4 separate regions of the Homo sapiens genome follow, and all the other regions are linked to region 4. The links are chromatin contacts, found by Hi-C or POLR2A ChIA-PET in ENCODE. All regions are on one chromosome and are shown on one strand. The core of a region is the stretch at or near the end of the contact, and the rest is flanking DNA. Distances in the headings are between cores, read along the strand shown.

Evidence for each region. Hi-C counts contacts between places; a loop is a spot of excess contacts on that map. ChIA-PET counts read pairs that join two places held with the same protein, here RNA polymerase II (POLR2A). Pooled maps may share reads with other maps.
Region 1: a map of transverse colon shows a loop between it and region 4 (12-fold over the local background). The contact joins the promoter of RFPL1 here to the promoter of PIK3IP1 in region 4. A Hi-C loop is called at or near these places in 2 of 168 maps with a recorded cell type or tissue (posterior vena cava and transverse colon).
Region 2: a map with no recorded cell type shows a loop between it and region 4 (16-fold over the local background). The contact joins the promoter of AP1B1 here to the promoter of PIK3IP1 in region 4. A Hi-C loop is called at or near these places in 1 of 37 single-sample maps with no recorded cell type and 2 of 50 pooled maps. POLR2A ChIA-PET finds 5 or more read pairs at or near these places in 1 of 52 experiments (Caco-2).
Region 3: a pooled map shows a loop between it and region 4 (7-fold over the local background). The contact joins the promoter of NIPSNAP1 here to the promoter of PIK3IP1 in region 4. A Hi-C loop is called at or near these places in 1 of 50 pooled maps. POLR2A ChIA-PET finds 5 or more read pairs at or near these places in 2 of 52 experiments (CD8-positive, alpha-beta memory T cell and Caco-2).

The regions. Positions count from the first base shown.
Region 1 is chr22:29,437,149-29,440,618 of GRCh38, reverse strand. It overlaps RFPL1 (ret finger protein like 1), which reads right to left and starts at 2,036. Exons shown (of 2, transcript NM_021026.2): 1 at 1,455-2,036. The coding sequence starts at 1,827. It overlaps RFPL1S (RFPL1 antisense RNA 1), which reads left to right. Exons shown (of 1, transcript NR_002727.2): 1 at 1-3,470.
Region 2 is chr22:29,386,464-29,389,976 of GRCh38, reverse strand. AP1B1 (adaptor related protein complex 1 subunit beta 1) reads left to right here and starts at 1,407. Exons shown (of 23, transcript NM_001127.4): 1 at 1,407-1,553. It also overlaps a transcript of RFPL1 not described here.
Region 3 is chr22:29,579,061-29,582,557 of GRCh38, reverse strand. NIPSNAP1 (nipsnap homolog 1) reads left to right here and starts at 1,445. Exons shown (of 10, transcript NM_003634.4): 1 at 1,445-1,573. The coding sequence starts at 1,476. RefSeq lists a silencer at 1,639-1,688 and an enhancer at 1,672-2,284.
Region 4 is chr22:31,290,852-31,294,192 of GRCh38, reverse strand. PIK3IP1 (phosphoinositide-3-kinase interacting protein 1) reads left to right here and starts at 1,705. Exons shown (of 6, transcript NM_052880.5): 1 at 1,705-1,918; 2 at 2,897-3,013; 3 at 3,109-3,228. The coding sequence starts at 1,849. It overlaps LOC105372997 (a long non-coding RNA gene), which reads left to right. Exons shown (of 4, transcript XR_001755493.3): 3 at 372-463; 4 at 1,041-1,249. RefSeq lists an enhancer at 2,323-2,372 and silencers at 2,933-3,052, 3,233-3,341.

The DNA.
Region 1 (3,470 bases), core at 787-3,286, 1.9 Mb after region 4:
GCCTAGGCGGCAGAGCGAGACTCCATCTCAAAAAATAAAAAAAAAAAGAAAGTTGTTCGTCATAACTGACTGATCGTAGAGAATAAGGGCAGTAAATACAAAGGTCAATAATTTAATGCATTGGGTATGTGGTTGATAGGTGAAGCTGCCAATTCTCATGGAGGAGGCAGTGTGATCTGGCCTAAAGAAAATTAATTGTCCAGAGCATTCTGAAAAAAAAATCTACAGAACATATGATCCTTCAAGTCAAAAAACTGATGATCACCAATATAGATTTTATAGATTACAGTAAGACTTGAGGAGACTGATTGCTGTTTGATGGTGAATTAGGGAATGAAATGAGATGAGTGGACATGGACAAGGAAGGAGGAAGAGGGTTCCAAACATGACTTAGGCAGGGTGAATCTGTCCTCCATATTTCAGCAGAGACACAGTCAGGTATGGGTAGGTGGATGAGTAGAGATCATGGGTGTCAGGGCAGAAGCCACCACCATTTATAGGTGTAATTCTTTGCCCAGGCTGACCATAACCTCTTCATTTAAATGTCCCTATTCCCCAGAGTTATGGAGAGTGATAGTATTTTCTGTAGCCAGGACCCCTGTTGAAGTCCATGGCACACCGATGAGGAGACCAGCGTCTGCAACTCGCCCCACTCACAGAAACAAACACCATAGGTGCTCCATTCCAAACTCTTCCCAACCCTGGGGTGAGGTTGTTTGGTACAGTGGGTGCCAATACTCACTGTGCATTAGAATTACCAGGCCCATTTAAATGTCAGAGTCCTGGGAACCTTTGCTAGAGAGAAATTCAAATTAAGTTGCTCTGTGTTTTTGCTACTCAGCAAAGTCCCCAAGCCAGCGGGATCAATCCTGAGACTTCCCAGTTCAGCATCTGCATTTTAACAAGATCCCCAGGTAATCTGAGCACACTAAGTTTAGAGAATCCCTTGTCTAACCCATGACATAGACATCAGGTTTTTTTTTTTGAGACGGAGTCTCACTCTGTCACCCAGGCTGGAGTGCAGTGGTGCAATCTTGGCTCACTGCAAGCTCCGCCCCCCCCAGGTTAACGCCATTCTCCTGCCTCAACCCCCAAGTAGCTGGGACTACAGGCACCCACCACCAAGCCTGGCTAATTTTTTGTATTTTTAGTAGAGACAGGGTTTCACCGTGTTATCCAGGATGGTCCCGATCTCCTGACCTCGTGATCCACCCGCCTCGGCCTCCCAAAGTGCTGACATTACAGGCATGAGCCACCATGCCCAGCCAGCCTTTTTTTTGGAGATCACCAGGTGATTCTGTATGTTGTCAGGGCTGAGAATCTGATGATGAAGAAGCATCTCAATTTTAGGTGCCAGACAGCAGCTAATCCCCATATGGAATGAGGGGCCAGTTGCACAGATGATTTTTCCTGGTCTGGTCGTAGGAAGGGGGCAGTGTATACAGATCCCTCACCTTGGAACTTCCGCATCCTTGGGTTCATCTGCAGAATCTTCTTCAGCTTGGGCTCCAGTTCCTTGATGTGGGAAGCCAGCCTCTCTAGCTGCCAACTGGGCCTGATTTTGTTCTTCTGAGAGACCATGGAACAGCAACAGCAAAGTAGATCCTCCCCATGGGGCTCCTTCTGCAGTGAATTGATGCACTTGAAGCAGACAGCGCATCCACACTCCAGGGACATTGGTTTCTCTAGATAGTCTGAGCAGACGGGACAGCTGCTTGCTTCTTGGAAGAGTGCAGCCATGTCCACTGCCAGGGGAAAAGTGCACAAGGGAAGAAAATTTCCGTGAGGTGAAAGCCTGTTAGTTGTGACAAGTGACAACCTTTTCATGCATAAAGGTATTGTGTCCCAGCTTTGTCACTTCTAGAACAAGACCATGAGTACAAACACTCAAGCACATCCCCCCACCCCCCGTCTTCAGAGATTTGAAGTTCTATTGGGAAAGAAAGTCACGAATCATCACTGTGCTCTGAACTGAGGTGGAGGAAGGGTCCATTCTACTGGTGACCCAGCAACTGAGCCTGAGCCAGTGACACGGCAGCACCCATGTGAGGAACAGCGAGCTGGGGTCATTTCACCTCCTCCTAGGGGAACCCCAGCAAGAGATTGATTGATGAACATAAGAATTAGGGGCTGGGAGGCCGGGCGTGGTGGCTCAGGCCTATAATCCCAGCACTTTGGGAGGCTGACGTGAGTGGATCATCTGAGGTCGTCAAAAGTTCGAGACCAGCCTGATGGGTGAAACCCCATCTCTACTGAAAATACAAAAGAATTAGCCAGGCGTGGTGGCACACGCCTGTAATCCCAGATACTTGGGAGGCTGAGGCAGGAGAATTGCTTGAACCTGGGAGGCAAAGGTTGCAGTGAGCCAAGATCCAGCCATTGCACTCCGGCCTGGACAACAGAGTGAGACACCATCTCAAAAAAAAAAAAAAAAAAAAAGAGAGGGACTGGATGCAGTAGCTCACATCTGTAATCCCAGCACTTTGCGAGGCCAAGGCTGGAAGATCCCTTGAGCCAAGGAGTTTGAGATCAGCCTGGGCAACACAGGAAGACCCCCTCTCTACAAATAATAGAAAAATTAGCAGTGAGCAGAGATCACACCAGGTCACTCCAACCTGGACAACAGAGTTAAGACCCTGTCTCACCAAAAAAAAAAAAAAAAAAATCACATCCTTCTCCAGCCTTGGAAATGAATACCAAATTGACTGCCACCACTCCTAGACTGGAGATCTGGGGATCCAGGGTGACTGGTTTTCAACTCTGAGGCAGCACTCAGACAGCCTTTGTTGAATTCATTAATTACGAATTTCTCTCATTCATCCCCCAAGGCATAACCCCCATTTCTAGGCATCTAAGGAGGAAAAACACACACACAGGCATGGGCTCACCTCTTCTGCTGGAAGCTCCTCTGTCCTCCAGCTGCTTCCACTGGGCGCTCAGGTCTTGTGCGGAAGGGGCACATGAGGGCGTTTTATTGGTGAGATTCCCACCTCCCACTGGGTCATGCCCTTCCACACCCTCTAACCTAATGAGGCTTTGATTTAATTATAACAGGGAATTAGGTTTTTACTGGTGATATATCTCCAGTTAATTGTAACTTTAGTAAATCCTTCATCCTGACAGTGTATTTTTCTTTCATATGAAGATAAGATTAAATTGCCTTTATATTAAATTAGGCTTAATGTACTAACTTCAAAAGCTTATTTTAGAGATGTTTCCATCAGTTGTCAGTAAAGATAATTCCTGTAATATGTTGTAGGCTTCAAGCTTTGCTTGGAAACCTGAAGTATTAAGTATGATTGGATTTGCAATTTTACAAAATGGTTTAAATTCATATACATCAGACTCAAAGGTAATAGGGGCATGCATTCCATTGAGGAAATTCTAGGGAATTTTTATTTATTTTCATTGGTTTATTTCTGGTTTTGAAAAAATTTCATAATTCATAGGAAAAAATTGGATAATTACTA
Region 2 (3,513 bases), core at 158-2,657, 1.9 Mb after region 4:
AAATACAAAAATTAGCTGGGCACGGTGGTGCATGCTTGTAATCCCAATTACTTGGGAGGCCCAGGCAGGAGAATCGCTTGAACCTGGGAGGCAGAGGTTGCAGTGAGCCAAAATCACGACACTGCACTCCAGTCCGGGCAACAGAGCGAGACCCTGTCTCAAAACAAACAAACAAAAAAAAACAAATGATCTATCAAGTTTGGAAGAATATTCACCAAAATATTAAAAGTGATTGTCTTAGGTCAGTGGGATTGCAGATGGTTTTTTTCTTTTTTCTTTTTTTTTTTTTTTGAGACGGAGTCTTGCTCTGTCGCCCAGGCTGGAGTGCAGTGGTGTGATGTCGGCTCACTGCAAGCTCTGCCTCCCGGGTTCACGCCATTCTCCTGCCTCAGCCTCCTGAGTAGCTGGGACTACAGGCGCCTGCCACCACACCCGGCTAATATTTTGTGTTTTTAGTAGAGACGGGGTTTCACCATGTTAACCAGGATGGTCTCGATCTCCTGGCCTTGTGATCCGCCCGCCTCGGCCTCCCAAAGTGCTGGGATTACAGGTGTGAGCCACCATGCCCGGCCATTTTTTTTCTTTTTTTGAGACAGGGTCTGGATCTGTCGCCCAGGCTGGAGTGCAGTGCTGCAATTATAGCTCACTGTAACCTCAACCTCCTGGGCTCAAGCTATTCTCCTGCCTCAGGCTCCCGAGTAGCTGGGACTACAGGTATGAGCCACTGTGTCTGGCTCAAGGTCACTCATCTTAAGAATGGAGGGGTCCAAACTAGAGCTGTAAACCTAGTTTGGACAGAGAGAGACCCCTCTGTAATCCCAGCACTTTGGGAAGCCGAGGCGGGAGGATCTCTCGGGTCCATGATTTCGAGACCAGCCTGAGCAATAAAGTGAGACTCTCTCTACAAAAAATAAATAAGTAAATAATAAGTAATTAGCCGGGCGTAGTGCTGCGCACCTGTGGTCCCAGCTGCTTGGGAGGCTGAGGTGAGAGGATCACCTGAGCCTGGGAGGCGGAGGGTGCAGTGAGCCCAGATCTTCGAGCCACTGCACTCTAGCTTGAGCAACAGAGCAAGACCCTATTTCAAACAAACAAACAAAAAATGAGTGACCTTGAGCAAAACCCTGCCCCTCTTAGAACCTCAGATTTGCCGTCTTTACACAGAAGATGGACTTCAAACTCCCTACGACCTTGCCCGGCCCCCTCACGCTGAATTGGCTAGCGGGATGGTTTCCCAAGGGCTCTGCGGGAGACTGCAGCATAGCAGCGCCGCGGCTGCCGAGGGGTTAATACCGTTGGGCTCTTCCCCTTTTCTTGCCCCGCCCCACGGGCACCACCCCCGCCAGGGTTGTACCCTTGACCCCGCCTTCAGGCCTTGCGTCCACCGGAAGTACCCGCGCGCGGGCAGCTCACTTCCGCCCGGCAGGTGACAGCCGCGGGGCTCCGAGCCGCCGGCAGCCCGGACGCACCGGGAGAGCGAGAGGTGGAGGCCGCGGACATTTTGGTGCCAAGCCGAACCGAGCCGGGGCGCCGGGAGCTATTGGGACCTGCGGGTGAGGAAGCGGGGACCCGGGCGAGCCAGGAGAAGAAGTGGGGCGAGGGGTCAGGGGTCCTAGGTGAGGGGTTTGCGGGGTCAGAGGTCATGAAGAGGACGCGGCGCTGCAGGGGCGCGAGCGACGTCCCCAGCCAGAGGAGGAGGAAGGGCTGAGGGTTCGTTCATTCATTCGCGCCCACTTGGCCGCCGGCCTGTTCCTCGGCCGCCCCATACCCGCAGCACCTCCTGGGGCTTCCGCCCGGAGAGACAGGACTTAGGCCCCGAGGAATTCCCCACTGGCCTGAGGGAAAACTCTTCGGGCTCTGATTTCCTCTTTCGGACTCACCTCCATGGCCATCCTGAGGCCTCCTCGTTGTTCAGGGCGTTATCTCTTTGCCAAGGTTGAAAAAGAAGAAAGAAAAAAAAACTAGAAAACGGTCCCGTGCCGCCCGCCTCCGGCTAGGCACTGGCTTGGTCTTGTTTGTTGGAGCCTCTAAGACAAGTTAACTGAATGGAGACACCGGTGATAATGCTGCAAAATAACGAGGGAGATGCTTGCTAGTGGCTATCGAGTCCCTTCTGTGTACCGGGCACTGTGCTAAGCACTTTCCTTACAATGACACATTTAAACTTCACAGCAACCTTTGTGGGGATTAAATATCCCTATTTTATCGATGAGGACCCTGAGGCACAGAGAGGTTAAATCCCACATGTAAGGTCATTCGGGTAGTAGAGGCAAGGCCAGGTTTTCTGCCAGGCTGTCAGAGACCTGCAAAGTACAGAGACAAAGGAAAGACTGGAGTTAAGGTTGGGGTGTAGGGGATATTTAAGACTTTTAGCCAGACATGGTGGCTCACGCCTGTAATCCCAGCACTTTGGGAAGCTGAGGCGGGTGGATCGTGAGGTCAGGAGTTCAAGACCAGCCTGACCAACATGGTGAAACCCTGTCTCCAATAAAAATACAAAAATTAGCCAGACATGGTGGCGTACGCCTGTAATCCCAGCTACTTGGGAGGCTGAGGCAGGAGAATCGCTTGAACCCAGGAGGTGGAGGTTGCAGTGAGCCGAGATCGTGCGACTGCACTCCAGCCTGGGCCACGGAGTGAGACTCCGTCTCAAAAAAAAAAAAAAAAAAAAGATTTTTAGCTGCCGTTGTATTTATTTGGATTTATGTCACGATGTAGCCTTATTGCTTTTTGTCTGATCTTCATAAGGGGCATTCGACTTACTTTCTTTAGGATAAAACAATCCTACAGGCTGTTGCTATTAGTGATACCTTTCAGGGCAAGAGTCTAAGATTTTCCTGACTTTAGGGAACAGTGAGACACAAAACAGGCTATCCGTGAAAACTATTTGAAGATTGTCGAGAACTTCTCTTCAGAGTGGTTGAGCTGCATTCGTTTTGGTCTAAAAAGAGAGGAACCACATGACCTCTAGGGGATCTTTTGGTCCTAGGTTCTGGAAGAAGGTACCCAGAGGAAGAATCTTTGCCTTTCTGAGAAATATGCAGGCCCCATGGCTTCTTGCCAGAGCAGAGCACGTCTTACTTGGGAGGTGGTGAGACGGTTTGGTGGCTGGAGGACTAGGCTGTATGAATCTAAGCCTCATTCCATTGCGGATATTCACTTGCTTCAATTCTGCCTCAGTTTCCCTGACATCAACATGAGAAAGACCTGCCGCCTTCCTGTCTGCTCCTAGGGGTATGAACCTGTGAATGAACCCGTGAGGGCTTCCACATGGCTTCTGAAGAAAGCTGTATATAAATATTACTGTAATACCTTTTTTTTTTAAGCTGTGTGATCTATTCTCCTAGTTCCATTGAATTCACAGAAACTTAATATTGTCACCTTATATTCCCATCCTTCCAAGGGAGGATTTGAGATGAAGCAACTTGTCACAGAGGGTAGGAACATGAGCAGAGCTCAGAGCTTCTGGTTTTCTGTCCTGAGTTGAGCCCACCAGTCTCCTCTGACCTCTTA
Region 3 (3,497 bases), core at 196-2,695, 1.7 Mb after region 4:
GTTGCCCAGGCTGGAGTGCAGTGGCGCGATCTCGGCTCACTGCAACCTCTGCCTCCAGGGTTCAAGAGATTCTCCTGCCTCAGCCTCCCGAGTAACTGGGATTACAGGTGCCCGCCACCATGCCTGGCTAATTTTTTTGTATTTTTAGTAGAGACGGGGTTTCACCCTGTTGGCCAGGCTGGTCTTGAACTCTTGACCTAAACTTCTGATCCACCTTTGCCTCCCAAAATGCTGGGATTACAGGCATGAGCCACCATGCCCGGCAGCAAATTTATAGTTCAACTTTGAAACAAAGATAACAGCCCTCTCCCAAAATAAACCCCTTTCTTGCCTGGGGACCAGACTGCTTTTGTAAGACTAACAAATTAGCCACGAGATTAGAAATTACGGTTTAGGAGTCATGCAGGTAGTGGCCACAGATTCTAAACCTCCCCAGTTGCTCCTAGGGATAACATCACTACTGTAAAACCTAAGATTGGTGCTCAAGATATTTTTCCGATCCTGCACTCAATGGATCCGCTGGCGATACACAGATTAAGAAACCGGATCATCCGGTTTTGTGGCCCCCACCCAGAGATCCACTCAGCACAAGAGGACGGCTTCCACTCCCTATGATTGCATCTCCGACCTGACCAATCAGCACTCTCCACTCTCTGGCCCCTACCCACCAAATTATCCTTAATAAAACCCAGTCTCCGAATTTTCAGGGAGACTGATTTGAGTAATAATAAAACTCCGGTCTCCCATTCAGCCGGCTCTGCATGAATTAAACTCTTATTGCAATTCCTCTGTCTTGATAAATCCGCTGTCTGGGAAACGGGCAAAATGAACCCATGGGGTGGTTACACTGACCCTCTGCTGCACATCCCGGACAGCCTTGTTAAGAACCCTTGGTAGGCTGGGCATGGTGGCTCACGCCTGTAATCCCAGCACTTTGGGAGCACGAGGCAGGCAGATCACGAGGTCAGGAGATCGAGACCATCCTGGCTAACACGGTGAAACCCCGTTTCTACTAAAAATACAAAAAATTAGCTGGGCGTGGTGGCAGACGCCTGTAGTTCCAGCTACTCGGGAGGCTGAGGCAGGAGAATGGCGTGAACCCAGGAGGCGGAGCTTGCAGTGGGCCGAGATCGCGCCACTGCGCTCCAGCCTGGGCGACAGAGCGAGACTCCGTCTCAAAAAAAAAAAAAAAAAAAAAAAGAACCCTTGGTATTATTGTTCCACGCTCCCATTTTACCGAGGTGGATCCTGAGGCCCAGAGTGGGCAAAGGGCTTGCCAAGGTCGCAGAGCGCGCAGAGGATTAGAACCCTGACTTCCGTCCAGCACCTGCGGAGTTGGAGACGCCCACAGGAAACGCCCACCTGACCGGGTGAGTGAGGGGGCGGGCGAGCCGGAGGGGTGGAGTTTATTCGCGCCCCGCCTCCGCCACCAGGGCTTGGGGGCGGGGCCTTCCTGCAACCTTTGCGGCTCCAACATGGCTCCGCGGCTGTGCAGCATCTCTGTGACGGCGCGGCGGCTGCTGGGGGGCCCGGGGCCTCGCGCTGGGGACGTTGCGTCTGCAGCTGCGGCGCGGTGAGAGCCCGGCCAGGCAGGGATAGACGCGCGCGGGGTGGGGTGCAGGCGCGGGGGCCAGGGACTGGGTCGTGGGGGAGGGGCTGAGACTCCTCGCTTGGAATCTGGGGGTTAGAGGCGGGGCAGGATCAAGGCCTAGGGAGGGGTCTGGGCAAAGAATGGGGGAGGTGAGAAAGGGATGGGTAGGGTCTTTGTCCTGGTTGGGACCGGGCTGTGATGGGGACCTGATGAAAGATGGTGAGAAGGGCAGGTACTGGGCCCTGGAGAGTGGGAGAGGGCAGAAGACAGGAGGAGTGGCCCATTCCCAGGCGTAGCTTGTGATTTAACACCCACTGGGGGCTTCTGGTAGTCAGCTCCTCCGTCGGGAAGTTCTGTGGGAAAGAGATGATGGCAGGGGAGCAGTGGGGGATCCCCAGGGGCCATGGCTGCACAGACCCTTTGTTCCTCCACCTCGAACTGTACAGGTGGGGAAACGGACCTGAGAGGGAATGGGAGTTGTCCAAGGTCACCCTCCCTGCTGTGCCGTGGCAGCACCAGGTCTGGGACCCAGGCCTGCCAATGCGCCATGCACTTTGCACCCAACTGGTGGCCTCCTGGGAGTGGGAGTCTGGCTGGGCCATGTGCTCTCAGCCTGGGCTTTTGTTTGGGCCCTGCTCTGGGCTGAGCTAGGGCTTGGCCTCCCTGACTGGCCCTGGGCAGCCCCTCACTCCTTGGTCCCCACAGCCCTGTACTTCCCCCATCTCTGCATATATGACCCTGCACAGTTATGACTTGGTGCTTGTCTGTCTCTCTCACTAGACCATGATCTCATTTTTCTCTGTTTCCCCAGCCTCCCACCCTCAGAGGGCTCAGGACTGTGTATGGTCAAGGAATATTTACCAAAGAAGTGAGGCCACCTGTTCCCCCTCCCCCAACCTGTGAAAAGGAAGCAACCATCCCTCCTGCCCTGCAGCCCAGGAATGAAGCTGCAAAGTTCTGATAGTGCCTGCCATGAGATGTTACAGCACAGAGCAGTGGGGCTTTTGGACAGCTGGGAAAGAGGAGTGGCATAAGCGCCCCACCTAGACTGCCCAATAATTAGGGATAAAGCTGACACCGTGGGAAAAGCCTAGAGTTTGCCTGGCACTAACAGATCTAACTCAGACTTTGTAGGTGGGGTGACCTCAGGACTCTTTAAGCCTCGGGTTCCTCATCTGTAAAATGGGAGTAATCAGGATGTATCTCATAGGGTTGTTGAGGATTAAAGATGCTGTGGTTGGTCGGGTATGGTGGCTCATGCCTGTAATCCCAGCACTTTGGGAGGCCGAGGCAGGCAGATCACTTGAGGTCAGCAGTTCAAGACCAGCTTGGCAACACGGCGAGATCCTGTCTCTATAAAAAGTACAAAAATGGCCGGGCGCGGTGGCTCACGCCTGTAATCCCAGCACTTTGGGAGGCCGAGGCGGTGGATCACGAGGTCAGGAGATCGAGACCATCCTGGCTAACACGGTGAAACCCCATCTCTACTAAAAATACAAAAAATTAGCTGGGCGCGGTGGCAGGCGCCTGTAGTCCCAGCTACTCAGGAGGCTGAGGCAGGAGAATGGCGTGAACCCAGGAGGCGGAGCTTGCAGTGAGCCGAGATCCTGCCACTGCACTCCAGCCTGGGCGACAAGAGTGAGACTCTGTCTCAAAAAAAAAAAAAAAAAAAAAAAAGTACAAAAATTTCACCATGTTGGTGAAAACGTGTCTCTACTAAAAATACAATTAGCTGGGTGTGATGGCTCACCCCTGTAATCCCAGCTACTAGGAAGCTGAGGCAGGAGAATCAATTGAACCCGGGAGACAGAGGTTGCAGTGAGCCGAGATCACGCTACTGCACTCCAACCCGGGTGACAGAGCGAGACTCCGTCTACAAAAAAAAAAGATTCCGTGGTTGTGAAGT
Region 4 (3,341 bases), core at 456-2,955:
TGGGTGGATCACCTGAGGTCAGGAGTTTGAGACCAGCCTGGCCAACATGGTGAAACCCCATCTCTACTAAAAAAATACAAAAAAAAATTTAGCCAGGCGTGGTGGCGCACACCTTTAATCCCAGCTACTTGGGAGGCTGAGGCAGGAGAATTGCTTGAACCTGGGAGGTGGAGGTTGCAGTAAGCCGAGATGGTGCCACTGCACTCCAGCCTGGGAGACAGAGACTCTGTCCCCCCCACCCAAAAAAAAATTAGTTGTTTTCCTCCTTAAATTACAGCCTGCAAGATTGAAACAGAGTTTCCCCATTTCTATTTTGGGATCTGACTGAGTCACAAGGTAGTCTTGACGAATCACTCTGCTCTATCTCTCAGTTTACTGAGGCTGCCTGGGAACTTGAGCTGTCAGCCAAACAGGAAGAAGGGCCCTTCTGCCTACTCCAAAAGGCCTCAGTCAAATGGATATGGTGAGATTTAATGATGGATATAAATTACAGCAAATGGATTTCCTATAGGGTGAGGGAAAAAAAAAAAAGCAAACATTTTACTTAAATTCCTCTATACAATTTAGGGCTGGCAGAAAGGGTAGACTATTACAATGTAGCTGAGCAAATTTTTCCATGTTTGCATAACATGTGTTTTCAACTAAAGATACTCCTTCTATAGTCCTACTATATACAACACCCCAAAAAACCTCAAATGTAAGAAAAAGCAATGTGACAGATTTGACCCTGGCCAAGTTACACTGTTTTTTTTTTTTTTTTTTTTTTTTTTTTTTTTTAAGTGTCAGTGTTCATAAAGGCCCTTTTTCTTTTTCAAGGATGGGTATAAAGTGTTACTCGGCCGAACGCGGTGGCTCACACCTGTAATTCCAACACTTTGGGAGGCCGAGGCAGGTGGATTACGAGGTCAGGAGTTCAAGACCAGTCTGGCCAACACAGTGAAACCCCCGTCTCTATTAAAAATACAAAAAATTAGCTGGGTTGTGGTGGTGTGCCCCTGTCACAAGGTAGTCTTGACGAATCACTCTGCTCTCTCTCTCAGTTTACTGAGGCTGCCTGGGAGCTGTCAGCCAAACAGGAAGAAGGGCCCTTCTGCCTAACTCCAAAAGGCCTAAGTCAAATGGATATGGTGAGATTTAATGATGGATATAAATTACAGCAAATGGATTTCCTATAGAGTGAGGGAAAAAAAAAATCCAGCTACTCCGGAGACTGAGGCAGAATTGCGAGAACCCGGCAGGTGGTTGCAGTGAGCCGAGATTGTGCCATTGCACTCCAGCCCGGGCGACAGTGTGAAACTCTGTCTCAAAAAGAAAAGAAAAGAAAAAAAAAAAAACTATTACTCCACTCCCCACCAGAAACTCTTATTTTTTCCCCCCTATGTGGTCATGAATTCCTCCTGGGTGCATAGCTCCCTAAGTTGTTCTGTGTTTTAGTGCTTATAATTTCCCACATCCCATGATGCCCCTTGATAGAATTATTTTTTCTGTACTCACACAAATGGAAACAGAAGAGATGAAAAACCCTGGGGATGCGGCCTCGCAGGTCTCAAACTGATCGGCTGCTAAGCACAACCTGCATATCTCTTGGCTGAGTTCCTTTCTTGGCTCAGTTAGATTTTGCATGACCTAGGAGGCTTAGGACCCAGGGGGCGCCTTTCAGCTGAAAAACAGCTCGCGCTGCAGCAAGCTAGCTGGGAAGCTCCCAGTTCTAAAGAGAGGCTGTTTACCAGAACAGCATAACAAGGGCAGGTCTGACTGCAAGGCTGGGACTGGGAGGCAGAGCCGCCGCCAAGGGGGCCTCGGTTAAACACTGGTCGTTCAATCACCTGCAAGACGAAGGAGGCAAGGATGCTGTTGGCCTGGGTACAAGCATTCCTCGTCAGCAACATGCTCCTAGCAGAAGCCTATGGATCTGGAGGTGAGATTACAATCTTTCCTTTCCGCAGCAACTTCATGAAACAGAAGGGGTAAAGCCCCCTATTTCCCAAACAGGGCCAGGATGACAGGAAACGAAGCGTTTAGCCGGTTTCTGTTGTCCCGTGAAAGCTTTTCCACCCCTCCTTTCCTTGTCAGGGGCTTGCAGCTCCATCTTTGCCATTAAGAACAAAGGCAAGAAGCCACTTTCTCTCTGCCTTTCCTTGCTCATGAGTGGATGGAGCTTGGGGGTTCATCTCCCCTACTCCCCAAGTCCTGTTCTTTCTAAGCCCTTTGCATGGTGTGGTCCTCCTTCCCCAGCCTCCTTCTGTGGTTCTCCTGCAGAGGGGAGTGGGAGCTTGGAGTCTCATCCAGTCAGCGATGAGGCCGGTTTCCTCCGTTTGAGGCTGTCTTGAATCTTTTGCCTGACGGAGTCAAGGCTCCTGGAGAATTCTCCTGGGAGGGAGTATTTGCCTTTTAAACGGGCAGAAGGTGGCCGTATCCGTGAAGGAGGAAACACCGGAGTTTATGTAACGTGGCCATTACAACACAGGGACAAATGTCACGTCTGGGCGCCCCCCGTCCCAAAACTCCCAGCTCCTCAAAGGGACCCTAAGCCAGGCCTCCTCCTCTCCATCTCCTCCTCCAAAGTGGTCACAAGTTCAAGAGTAACAACGCTTTGCACTTCTGCAGCGCTTTCCAGGTTTCAAAAATAAATAAAACCTAACAGTCTCTGAGCGTTGACTGGGGGACAGGCACAGGCTGGGGGCTTCACACCCTGAGGTGTGCGTGGAGTTGGGGGGGGGGGGTGCGTGGGGCGTGGGGGTGTTGCCACGAGAGGAGAGGGAGGCCCAGCAGGGCCCGGGGTCCCCTAACCAGGCTGAGGTTCAGCCCGGGTGGTCCCGGCTCCCCTGTCCGCCACGCTGGGCGTCTTCCGTTCGCTGCCCGCTATTCTGTGTCCGGGGGCTTCTTTTCCTCACAGGCTGTTTCTGGGACAACGGCCACCTGTACCGGGAGGACCAGACCTCCCCCGCGCCGGGCCTCCGCTGCCTCAACTGGCTGGACGCGCAGAGCGGGCTGGCCTCGGCCCCCGTGTCGGGTAAGTGTCCTCCGGGGGACGGCCCCGGGGCTGGCGGGCGGCGGCCGCGTTCCCGGTGCCAGCCCCGGCACACATTTCCTTCTCTCCTCTCTTAGGGGCCGGCAATCACAGTTACTGCCGAAACCCGGACGAGGACCCGCGCGGGCCCTGGTGCTACGTCAGTGGCGAGGCCGGCGTCCCTGAGAAACGGCCTTGCGAGGACCTGCGCTGTCCAGGTACCTGCCCGGGACCCCGGGAATCCCCGCTCCTGGCGCTGACAGGAAGCGGCTGAGACACTCGTGGCGCACGTGCGGCCGCGCGATGCCGGCCGGCCCCGCTCCGCCTCCGC